2 separate regions of the Homo sapiens genome follow, and region 2 is linked to region 1. A link is a loop called in an ENCODE intact Hi-C map of the cell type or tissue named here. Cell type or tissue: A673. All regions are shown on one strand. Each heading gives the region's core, and the rest is flanking DNA. Links, peaks and the distances in the headings are about the cores only.

What was found. Peaks named below come from ENCODE experiments on the same cell type or tissue, not always from the same donor. Only the 100,000 strongest peaks of a DNase experiment are listed, where the experiment ranks them.
Region 2: a loop joins it to region 1, with 7 times the contacts of the local background. A loop is called at or near these places in 83 of 110 quality-filtered maps.

The regions. Positions count from the first base shown.
Region 1 is chrX:2,810,427-2,816,268 of GRCh38, forward strand. It overlaps XG (Xg glycoprotein (Xg blood group)), which reads left to right. Exons shown (of 11, transcript NM_001141919.2): 10 at 910-1,026; 11 at 3,938-5,842. The coding sequence ends at 3,954. Among named protein-coding and RNA genes, the nearest start is that of GYG2, 16 kb to the right of the region's middle. In A673, for the core only: a CTCF peak has its summit at 2,218 (motif pointing left); a DNase peak (open chromatin) is centred at 2,195; H3K27ac peaks cover 4,293 bases.
Region 2 is chrX:2,642,358-2,648,212 of GRCh38, forward strand. It overlaps the pseudogene CD99P1. Among named protein-coding and RNA genes, the nearest start is that of LINC00102, 30 kb to the left of the region's middle. In A673, for the core only: a CTCF peak has its summit at 2,401 (motif pointing right); a DNase peak (open chromatin) is centred at 2,414.

The sequences.
Region 1 (5,842 bases), core at 1-5,000:
TTGAAAGCAAGCCTATCTGGCAGTTTTTAGTGGAACAATATTTTTGCATGAGTGGGCATTCTACATCTAAAAAGGCACAAAATAGTTTTGACATGTGCCTGTCATCCCAACTACTCAGGAGGCGGAGGCAGGAGGATCACTTGAGCCCAGGAGTTCAGGACGAGCTTAGGCGGCATAGTGAGACCCCATCTCTAAAAAAATAAATCAGGCCAGGCGCGGTGGCTCCCCTCTGTAATCCCAACACTTTGGGAGGCTGAGGCGAGTGGATCACCTGAGGTCAAGAGTTCGAGACCAGCCTGGCCAACATGGTGAAACCCCATCTCTACTAAAAATGCAAAAATTAGTTGGGCATGGTGGCATACACCTGTAGTCCCAGCTATTCGGGAGGCTGAGGCAGGAGAATCGCTTGAACCCGGGAGAAGGAGGTTGCAGTGAACTGAGATCACGCCACTGTATTCCAGACTGGGCGACAGAGCAACATTCCGTCTCAAAAAATAATAAGAAATAAATAAATAAATAAATAAATAAAATTAATTAAAAGGCATACATGAATTGACTTCAACAAACAAACAAAAATGCCAAGTGCCTCGTCTGTGCAAATCCTGGCCTTGGATGTCTTCAGTGGTAAAATGTGGTTGACAAGCTTGGCTCTTTGTGAAAACAGAATTACTTCCTAAGGTTTTTTTTTCTTTTTTTTTAAATTAAGTTTCTCTTTTTTTTCTGTGAATACAAGGGTGGGAAGGGACGTGATGGAGAAGTTACTAGATAGATGCAAAAGTTATTGCAGTTTTTGTCATTACTTTCAATGGCAAAAACCGCAATAACTTTTGGACCAACCTAATATTTAAGCAGTTTTCCTGCAGCCATGTTTTTTTCTCGGATGAGCTTGCTTTTTCTCCACTCCTGCAGGCAATATGGTAGCAAAAATCGTGTCTCCCATCGTATCCGTGGTGGTGGTGACACTGCTGGGAGCAGCAGCCAGTTATTTCAAACTAAACAATAGGAGAAATTGTTTCAGGACCCATGGTAAGTTTGGCTCTAAACATTGTTTTGCTTGTTACTAAGCCTGATTTAAAAAAAAAAATTACTTTCAGATGTCTGTCACTAGCAAGGTTATTTCTGGTTAAGTTCAATATACATAACTTGCCTAATAATGTGATTTTTTAAAATTTATTTTTATTCTTTTTGAGACAGAGTTACACTGTGTTGCCCAGGCTGGACTGCAGTGGCAGGACCTCGGCTCACTGCAACCTCTACCTCCTGGGTTCAAGAGATTCTCTTGCCTCAGCCTCCCGAACAGCTGGGACTACAGGCATGCACCACCACGCCTGGCTAATTTTTGTATTTTTAGTAGAGATGGGGTTTCACCATGTTGGCCAGGCTGGTCTTGAACTCCTGACCTCAAGTGAGCTGCCCGCCTTGGCCTCCCAAAGTTCTGAGATTACAGGCGTGAGCCACCGTGCCTGGCCAACAATTGGGTTTTCATGGTCAGGTGTGAGCTGTACCTTCCTCTAAACCTTGTTACAATGAGGCTGGCACATTATCTGTCTAATGTAAAAGAGGAGGAGAAAAAAAGGAAAGAAAAAGAAACAAACAAACAAAAATTACCAACCTACATTGCAAGACTATAAGCATGACGGTTGGTTTAACTACCTGTTCTGTTTTGTATTCAGTGAAATTTTCGTCACAGGCGAGTCAGGAAAAATACCTGGGTTGAATGTGAATGTTTTGCCCAGAACCCCACCCGCAAAGAAAACTACCGAAACACTGAATTATAAGCCTCTCTGAAATTCCGAAGGTGCGCTCAGACCATAGGGGAGAGGAAAGATCTGCTGTGGCTTCCTGGTTCAATGCCGGCTCCACACTCCTGGGTTTGAAGAATCACTTGGGATTTGAGAGCAGAGGATGCCCTAAAGAAATCTCTGAAACAACAGTCAGGGATTGTTTTATAGCCTAAAGAGTGACTCAGATCTTTAACTGGGTGTCTCTGGAGGCTTGGTTTAAACCTCAGGCCACCCACGTCAGAATCTGTCTGGAGTTTGCCCAGGGCCCTCTAACTCATACCTTCTTTGTGTCCCCGAAGGAAACCAGAAAGGGGTGCCCATTCCTACGGTGTTTGCTTTAGGATTTGCATTTGGCCTCAAAAATCCTAAAACCTTCCCATGCGCTCCCTCTGCTGGTGAATGGGCAGTATCAACCGTTAGCTAATGAACCTCCGTTTGGGGTGAGCCTCCGTCTACATTACGCCCCGTCCTGAAATTTTAGGAGGAAACTGAGTTTCTGAAAAACTGCCTTATTTTCCTGGCAACCTGAGAGCAGATTCTTGGGTTCAGTGACAACACTCTTTCACCCAACATGGCAGCCATCATTAACGAACACCACGTGTTAACTTCAGTAGCTTTTGTGGCAGTGATTTGTAAGCCTTTGTTAACCAAGGGCTGAAACTGAGTAAGCAGAGAGAGGCACCCATCTCCACAAGCACAAAATGTAAGGGCGGGGTACAGGGGTCCCCCACAAACTCAATAATCAAGGCAAATATATTTTAGTGCAATATTTTAGAAGGAAAATCATTGGAATGGGGGCCAGTTGAGTTTCTGAAATAGGTGTAGTTTTAAAAACGTGGATGATGCCTGCCCCATTTATCTGAGGTGGAAGGAAGCACGTTTTTGCTAAAGAGGTATAATGTCTTGAAGCTCTTTCATGCCTTTTGGCTGCCTGGTAAGTATTTTTGTCTACTTTCTCCATTGTACTTCGATGATACCCTCACCAGGTATTCCCAAGCACCAAGTTTATCTTCCCCTCCCTTAAAGTTCCTGAGATCAGAAAGGAGGATGTAGACAGAGTGAGCTGATGTTAGGGAGATCTCTTCAAGGGTGAGCAGTGACATTTATGTGGATCCTGGGCCTATATCACCTCGCTGGCTGTAAAGCCTTTATACTATCTAGGAAATATGTGCATGACAGCAAATACGTATGGGTTTGGTATCAAATGGGGCTCAGAGCTCTGCGAACTTGACTCTAAAGTTCCAGGCTGCTGCTAATGGTACCCAGCTGTCCACCTCTCCTTAGTTAGGTCATTAATTTTCTCTGTCTCCTAAAGGATGACGTACATGGTATACTAACCATATCCATGGTGATGTGGTGCAGTGCACAACCTGTGGAACTGTGTACCTGCTGAGGCCATACACTGAAGCTTGCACACTTTGTAGAGAAAGAGTTGTAGTAACAGAGCTACACAGATAGAAGCAGATGTCTGTCACTTGATGTGGACTTTTAAGAATCATACTTTGCTTTTATTTTATAAAGTGGAGCAAATGACAACATCACTTCAGAAGTTATAAAGACCAACAAGGCCATATTCGAAAAAAGAAGTTCCTACAAATATTAGTTTTAACCAAAAAGGAAGTTACTCAATTCATTTAAGATCATCAAAATCCTTAACAAATGGCAAAATGTCAAAAACAATGTTTTCAAAACGAATATTTGTTTCCAGATATGATTTTAACAGTTTTTAAATATTTTCTATTTTTAATTTTTCCTGCTTTATTGAGGTATAGTTGACAAATAAACATTGTATATATTTAAGATGTACAACTTCATTTCTGCATCATTTATTTGTTCTAATCTATCTCCTTCTGCCGAATGTAAAGCAGGTGTCATGTAGACAGCACATAGTCTGATCTTGGTTTTCTTTTTTTTAAAATAGATTTTTCATTCTTCTAGCTTTATTAAAGTATGATAGACAAACATTGTATATATTTAAGATGTGCAACTTCATTTCTGCTTCATTTTTTTCTGTTCTAATCTTCCTTCTCCTAAATCTAGAGCAAGAGTCTCTTGTAACAGCATAGAATTGGATCTTGGTTTTCTTTTTCTCTGTTTAATAAGACTTTTTTTTTTGCCCCCACAATGACATTTGTTTCTAATCTTCCTTTCAGAACCAGAAAATGTCTGAAGATGTTAAGATCCCCTGATTACTTTGAGAAAAACAACTAAAACAAGAACCGTGTTTATCACTGTTGTGGAGATTTCCTTTTATTCTTGACACAATTTGATGACCTAAAGTGTGTTTTCTTCTGTGTAAAGTACATGAGCTGCCTCACTAAGCATTCCCAACTCATTGAATGTGATGTGGTTATAAAGATAAGTTAGGCAGCTAGACCCTGCGTTCTAAAAAAGGATTGCTTGCAATGTTGGTTTGGCTATTCATTTGCACAAAGAGACTGTGGCTCTCTGTTGTGAGATCTTCAGCTACCTCATGGTGCAATAACACACACACGCTTAACCATGTTGATGGCACAAAGCGGTGAGCAGTAGGGAGGTAGAATATCTTGGTGGGGAGGGGATGTTATCAGCTTCTGGGAGATGAAGAATATTGTTGAGGTTCCAAAGATGCTGGACCTGTGCTAAATTCTTCAGTGATATGAAAAAATCATTGAGCATTCATTATTGCGAATGAAGTGGGGATGCATTATTTCTGACACCCACAAGCAGGGTTTGATCATCCTTTCAGCTTTGAGATATCTGCACATAAAATTATTATTACCTGAAGAAAATAAGGCTGCATTTTGAAATGTTAAGTGCAAAATGACTGATGTTAAAACCATCTGGGGGAAATCTTGGGATGCTTTTTCCTAGGAAATCATATGGTTGTGATATGTTTTGGCGCATAGGAGACAGAAATAGTGATTATCAGGCGTTGAGCCTTTTTGTAGTATTTTTAGTCTTTGATACTCTGTAAGTGCTAGTTCCTAAGGCACCAACATTGCATTCCTTGGTTTATACTTTTTCTATTCATCAGGGTAGGAAGTCTTAAATCCTTAGGCATCCAAGAAGTATACTAGCTTTTTGCTTCTCTTTTAGAAATACTTGTGGGGAGAGAAAAAAGGATGGTTTGGGCATATTGGTATAGTTTGAGTAAACTAAGGTTAATGTTCATATAACATTTAGACTTTGCCATAAATATCAGAACCAAAGATCAAGACATTCATGTACAGTCTGGAATGTATATATGGGGCCCATAAAAATTCCCAGTATGCATGTTTTATGCTCACCATTATGAATTGGGGTCTTCAAAGAGAGAAGGTTGAAAGTGGAAAGCACTTGAAAGGGCTCCCCGGTTTGTAAAATATCTTTAATCATTCACATTAGGTACCTCGGAGTTGCGGGTCTCAAATGTGGATTCATGCATCATTTGTGCAGTTTGAAGATAGTCCATATTTCCTATTTCAGTATTAGGTCCTGCAACACTTTTCAATTCTTGTAGAAGGTTTTTTTCAGGAGTGGTGATGTCTGATGCTCAATTACTATTTTCCCTATAAGAGTTTCAGCATGAGCTTAATTAAATTCTTGTGAAAAAACCTGTGTTTTTAGTTACACACACACACACACACACACCTACTTAAATGGAATCTAAACATTTTTAGCCTTTAATCCATTCCATTTTCTAAAACTGTCATAAACTATTTTTAATCATTTTAAATAAATGTAAAAGAAAAATAACTGGATTTGATTATTGAATAGTTTTTTTCTATATTTCACAAATAAATTGTATGAAATGACTGTAGAAGTGGCCCCAAAATTATGAACCTTCGTAGCTGTGAATATGATGCCATAAATCTCTTTTAAAGCTCAAGATAGACTATGAACATATGAAATACATAGTTACCTAATCATGAGACTAAATTCACCTGGGTGACAAGGCTAACGTTCAAGCTACTTAAGATGAAAATATTTGAATCATGATTGCTTGGGGGAACCTCTCTTTGAGGGGTCATGAGGACCACCTGCTGGGCATTCTGTTTTCATGCTGAGAAGGTGAGAATTGAACAGATGAGAAAAGC
Region 2 (5,855 bases), core at 365-5,364, 170 kb before region 1:
CCCAGCTCCTGGGGGTTCCAGGTGTTCCTGGGCTTGTGGCCACATCACTCCAATCCCTGCCTCCATCTCCACGTGGCCGCCTCCTCTGTGTCTCCAAATCTCTATCTCCTTGTAAGGACACTAGTAATTGGATTTAGGGCCCACCCTAAATCTGGGATGATCTCATCTCAAGATCCTTCACTTAAGTATGTCTGCAAGGAACCTATTTCTAAATAAGATCCTGTTTCTACATTTTGAGGGTGAGGACATGCACATCTTTTTTTTCTTTTTTTGAGACAGACTCTCACTCTGTCACCCAGGCTGGAGTGCAATGGCACGATTTCAGCTCACTGAAACCTCCACCTCCTGGGTTCAAGCGATTCTCTTGCCTCAGCCTCCTGAGTAGTTGGGATTACAGGCGTCCACCACCACACCTGGCTAATTTTTGTATTTTTAGCAGAGACAGGGTTTTGCCATGTTGCTCAGGCTGGTCTCGAACTCCTGACCTTGTGATCCGCCCGCCTCAGCCTCGCAAAGTGGTGGGATTACAGACGTGAGCCACTGTGCCTGCCGCACATATCTTTTTATGACTCACAACAATATGCAACTCTGGCATGCAATCATGCTAGTGGTTTACTTGGGCAGACCCTCCAGGCCTGCGTGGCAAGGGAGTGGGGGTTCACGCCACAGCAAAGAGGAGGAAGGAAAACCCCTGTGCTTCAGCTTTTTCGGATCACAGGAAAGAGCAAACCCAGCAATTCAAGGGCAGCGGTCAAAGACTGCAGGTATAGAGCATGAGAAGCAGTGAGCACAGGGCTGGAGGGGGGCACAGAAATGGTAGCAAAGGTCAGGGATATGAGGGGATAGCTTGAGGTGGGGCCGACCTTCATGGGAGGGATGGCAGAAGGCGAAGATGATTCAAAGGGAGGATGGGGCACCGGTAACATCAGCTCCAGGAGCTCAGGAAAGTGTAGAAGGGAGCTCCTTCTCCATCCAAGACTGACCCCGTGTCTCTCACGCTTTGGTGCAAGGATGCATGGATGCTGAGACTCATAGGAAGGGTGTGTGAGGCATGAAGCATGTGGGAAGTGGAAAAAGGGAAAGAGGAGGAGAAGGGCTGTGGGGAAATAAGTGAGTAGAATTGAGGAAACAGACCATTGACTTAATTCTTGAAAGGATTCAAAGGCCAGGTGCAGTGGCTTATGTCAGCAACCCCAGTTACTCAAGAGGCTGAGAGAGGAGGATCACCTGAGACCAGGAGTTTGAGATCAGCCTGGGCAACATGGTGAAACTCCGTCTCTACTAAAAATACAAAAATTGGCTGGGCAGGCTGGTGGGCACCTGTAATCCTAGCTACTTGGGAGGCTGAAGCAGGAAAATTGCTTGAACCAGGAGGCATAGGTTGCAGTGAGCTGAGGTCGTGCCATTGCACTCCAGCCTGGGCGATAGAATGAGACTCTGTCTCAAAAACAAAAAAACAAAACAAAAAAGATACGGGTTGAGCACAGTTGCTCATCCCTGTAATCCTAGCACTTTGGGAGGTTAATGCAGGAGGATTGCTTGAGACCAGGAATTCAAGTCCAGCCTGGGCAACATAGTGAGACCCCATCTCTAAAAAAACAACAAGAAAAACACAAAAATATACATCATGACACCTGTATTCACACTCCTCATATACTGCAGACAAATGCCATTTTGAAGAGAGGGAGCTTTATTCCTGAGTGGGCGGAGGAAGAAGGATGAATTGAGGAAGTGTGTTCATTACTTGTCAGCTGCCAACACTGAAAACAACACATGTTTATTTTCTTACATTTCTGTAGGTCAGGAGTCTGAAATGGATTTCACTATTTTAAAATCAAGGTGTTGGGAGGCTTGCAGTCTCTCCAGAATCTCTAGGAGAGAATTCATTTCTTACTTTTTCTAGTTTTTACAAGCCACCTGCCATCCTTGGCTCATTAGCCGTTACCCCATCTTCAAAGCACATGACTCCGACCTCTGCTTCCATCCTCACATCCCTTTTTTCTGCGGTTAAATATCTCCCTTCCTCTCCTTATAAAAGCCCTGGGACCCCACTGTGATTCCATAGATCATTCAAAAAATGTCCCCATCTTAAGAACCTTACCTGAATCCTATCTGCAAATTCCTCTTTGTCCTAAAAGTTCACAAGTTCTAAGAATTAGGATGTGGGCATCTCTGGGGACCAGGATTGTACCTGCCACATAGGGTTTGAACACCTGATGGGATCTGGGAGCCTGATGAGGGAGGGTGTCACCCCTGAGGGGCTGGGTCAAAGTGAACCAAGTAGCTAGAACAGGTGGTCACAAGAAGTTGGTGATTCCCAAGGGCACCAGCTTGGGAGAAGTAAGTGGGGCAGCTGGGGACCCCTCCACCTCTAGGGTCATGGATTTGGAGCCAGGCACTGAGAGCCTCCCACCAGGAGAGGGCACCGTCTACATATAAAGAGAAAGATAGGCCGGGCACAGTGGCTCCTGCCTGTAATCCCAGCACTTTGGGAGGCCGAGGTGGGTGGATCATCTGAGGTCAGGAGTTCGAGACCAGCCTGGCCAACATAGTGAAACCCCGTCTCTACCAAAAATACAAAAATTAGCCGGGTGTGGTGGCGGGTGCCTGTAATCCCAGTTACTCGGGAAGCTGAGACAGGAGAATTGCTTGAACCCAGAAGGTGGAGGTTACAGTGAGCCAAGATCACACCACTGCACTCCAGCCCGGGCTGGAGTGAGACTCAGTCTTAAAACAACAACTAGCTGGGCGTGGTGGCACACACCTGTAATCCCAGCTACTTGGGAGGCTGAGGCACGAGAATCGCTTAAACTTGGGAGGCGGAAGTTGCAGTGAGCCGAGATCACGCCACTGCACTCCAGCCTGGCTGACAGAGCGAGACTCCATCTCAAAAAAGAAAAAAAAAAAAAAAAAGAGAGAGAGAAAGATACACATTGTATATGCAGCAGGACCAGGCCTAAAAGCAACTAACACTAACAGAGAAGTTTTCAAACCTCAGGAAGATGGACCCAAGCCATATCACTGGCTTCTTTTCAAGGGAAAATTTGATTTTTTTTTCCCTTAACTGAACTCTTTTGGGCCACCCTGTTGACTGTAATGAGCACAGACTGCGTTTATCGTGGGAAATGAACTTTGCAATGAATTACTCCAAGAAATGATGCCGTTAGCAATGGGTACATGAGTGGAAGCAACAGCAGCGTGGGATCAGAGCCAGGATCTGAGAGATGCAGAGCTGGGAGGCAGGAGAAAGCTGTCTGGGAGCAAGCAGAGGGTGCTAGACCCAATGAACATGGCAAGCAAGGCTAGACCCTGAGGACAGTCAAAGGGCCATTTTCAAGGTTGAGGACTGACTGTGGCCTCACTGTGTTCCCCTCCATGGCACGCCATACCTGAGCTCCTCTTTCCCTCCTCACTGAGCCCCACAGGATCCTCGGTTCCATCGACCACAGGCCCTTTGCACGTACCACACTTGCTACACAAAACTTTCTGCCTCTACCTTGTGCTGTCTTCATACTTCAATTGTCAGCTCCACTGTTAGCTCCATGGTCACTTGCCCTTAAAAGTTCACATCTGTGGCCGGGTGCAGTGGCTCACTCCTGTAATCCCAGCACTTTGCGAGGCCGAGGCGGGCGGATCACGGGGTCAGGAGATTGAGACCATCCTGGCTAGCACGGTGAAACCCCATCTCTACTAAAAATACAAAAAAAATAGCTGAATGTGGTGGCATGTGCCTGTGGTCCCAGCTACTCAGGAGGCTGAGGCAGGAGAATCACTTGAACCTGGGAGGCGGAGGTTGCAGTGAATGGAGATTGCGCCACTGCACTCCAGCCTAGGCGACAGAGCGAGACTCTGTCTCAAAAAAATTTAAAAAAAAATAAAAAAGTTCATATATCTGTGTCCCTGCCTGACCCAAGCTGACCATGTTATAAGCATCTAGAAGCCTCACCTCCTTACTGCGGCTCTGACCACGGCACTACTTTTATATCCTGTGGGCAATTTTGTTTAAATATCCGCTTTCCTCGTTAGACGCTAAGCAACATGGGAGTGAGTGTCTGGCCATGGTTTGCTCATCTGTGCATCTCCAGGACTGGCTGGGTTCCTGGGTATGAAGAAGCAGCGGTCCACACACATGGGTGAACCTGTGCTTCTTCTCACCACTACACTGCTTGGCTTCCTTATTTCCTTCCTGTCACCTGGAATGCCTACCCTGTACTTCTCTCCAGCTCCAACACCATCATTTACCACCTCGTTCAGCTCCCAGGCATCCTAGAAGCCTTTCCTGACCACAGGGGTGCATCGTGGTGCACAATTCCTTCAGCTGCCACTATGGTGCAAGATGAGTCTAGAAGAACAGTTTTGCTGTGCGGTCACCCTTACTCACTATTGTGATTTTGCCTTTAACATATTGAAAAAGACACAGAAAACACACACCATCCGATCAGTTAGTTGCAGACACATCGCCCGATGCTAAGAATGTGCTGTGTTTTAAATTGACGTCTGTTGGCTCTTCAGCTTCTGCTCTGGGCTTCTTATGTCCCCACTCGGCCCTGAATCCCATTCCCCCAAATCTCAGTAACTTTGGTGGCTTTTGCACCAGCCAAAATCAGATCCTAGGTCTTGAGCAAAACCAAGAGCAAGGAAAAAAATCCCACATGGGAATCTGAGACCTCACTCTAATGACTTCAGTTGCTGTTGACTTGATTTCCTTCAACTGCCGAAGGAGGTTAGAACAGTTTCCTCTTGCTTCTAGGACAAAGCATCACAGACTTTGCAGCTTAAAACAATGCACATTTCTTTGCTTACAGTTCTGGAGGTAAGAAGTCTGAAATTAGTTTCCTGGGGCTCCCATCAAGGTGTCAGCAGGGCTGGCTTCCTTCTGGAGGCTCTAGGAGAGAAACGGTTTGCTTGACATTTCCAGCTTCTAGAGGCTGCCTACACGCCTTATTATGTAGCTGCTCCCTCCATCTTCAAAGCCAGCAGTGTAGCATCTTCCAATCTCTCTCTAACTCTGACCCTCTTGCTTCCCTCTTTCCATGATAAAGACCCATGTGATAACATTGGTCCTACCTGGGTAATCCAGTAATGTCTTCTCATCTCAAGCTCAGCTGATCAGCAACTTTCATTCCATCTGCAACCTTCATTTCCCTTGCACAGGTTCTGGGAATCAGGACATGGATATCTTTGGAGCCTGCTATTGCTTCTACCTACAACTGGTGTTACAAGACTTGGCCCACTTAATCTTGCAAATTCTTTCTGCCCCTCTCCTGTGCTTAATGAGATCTGTTCTCTATGAATGTTCAGGACCTCAGGAGTAGGGACCCCAAAGGCTGGGGGCAAAGTAGATGTGACAGGTGCCAAGCATAGGATGTGTGACCAGATTCGGTCATGTGATTACATTGTGAAGTGACCCAGGCATTTTCATTAAGAAGGAAAGTGGTTGTAGGAGGAGGAAATTGAACACAACCCACACATGGGTGGTTGGAAAATCTGAGACCTCTCGTGGGCATGCTCATCCATTTCACTCACCGGTACAGGGGAAATTCTTAGACCTGTCAGTGCAACTATTTGAAATAAACATCCAAGAAAGGCAGCAAACTTCAGGTAGGATGAAGTCAGAAGTCCACCCTGAAGCACAGTAAAAGCCACAAGACAGAAGTGACTGATCCCATCCCAGGGATCCTAAAGAAGATTATCATCAGACTTCTCATTGGAAACTTTGGAAGTCGGAAGGCAGTAGGCTGATAAATTCAAAATGCTAAAAAAGAAAACCAATGAAAACATGCTAACCAAGAAAAAAAAATGCTACATGGCTGAAGAAATCATGCAGAAATCTTAGCAACATTTTAAATGATCCA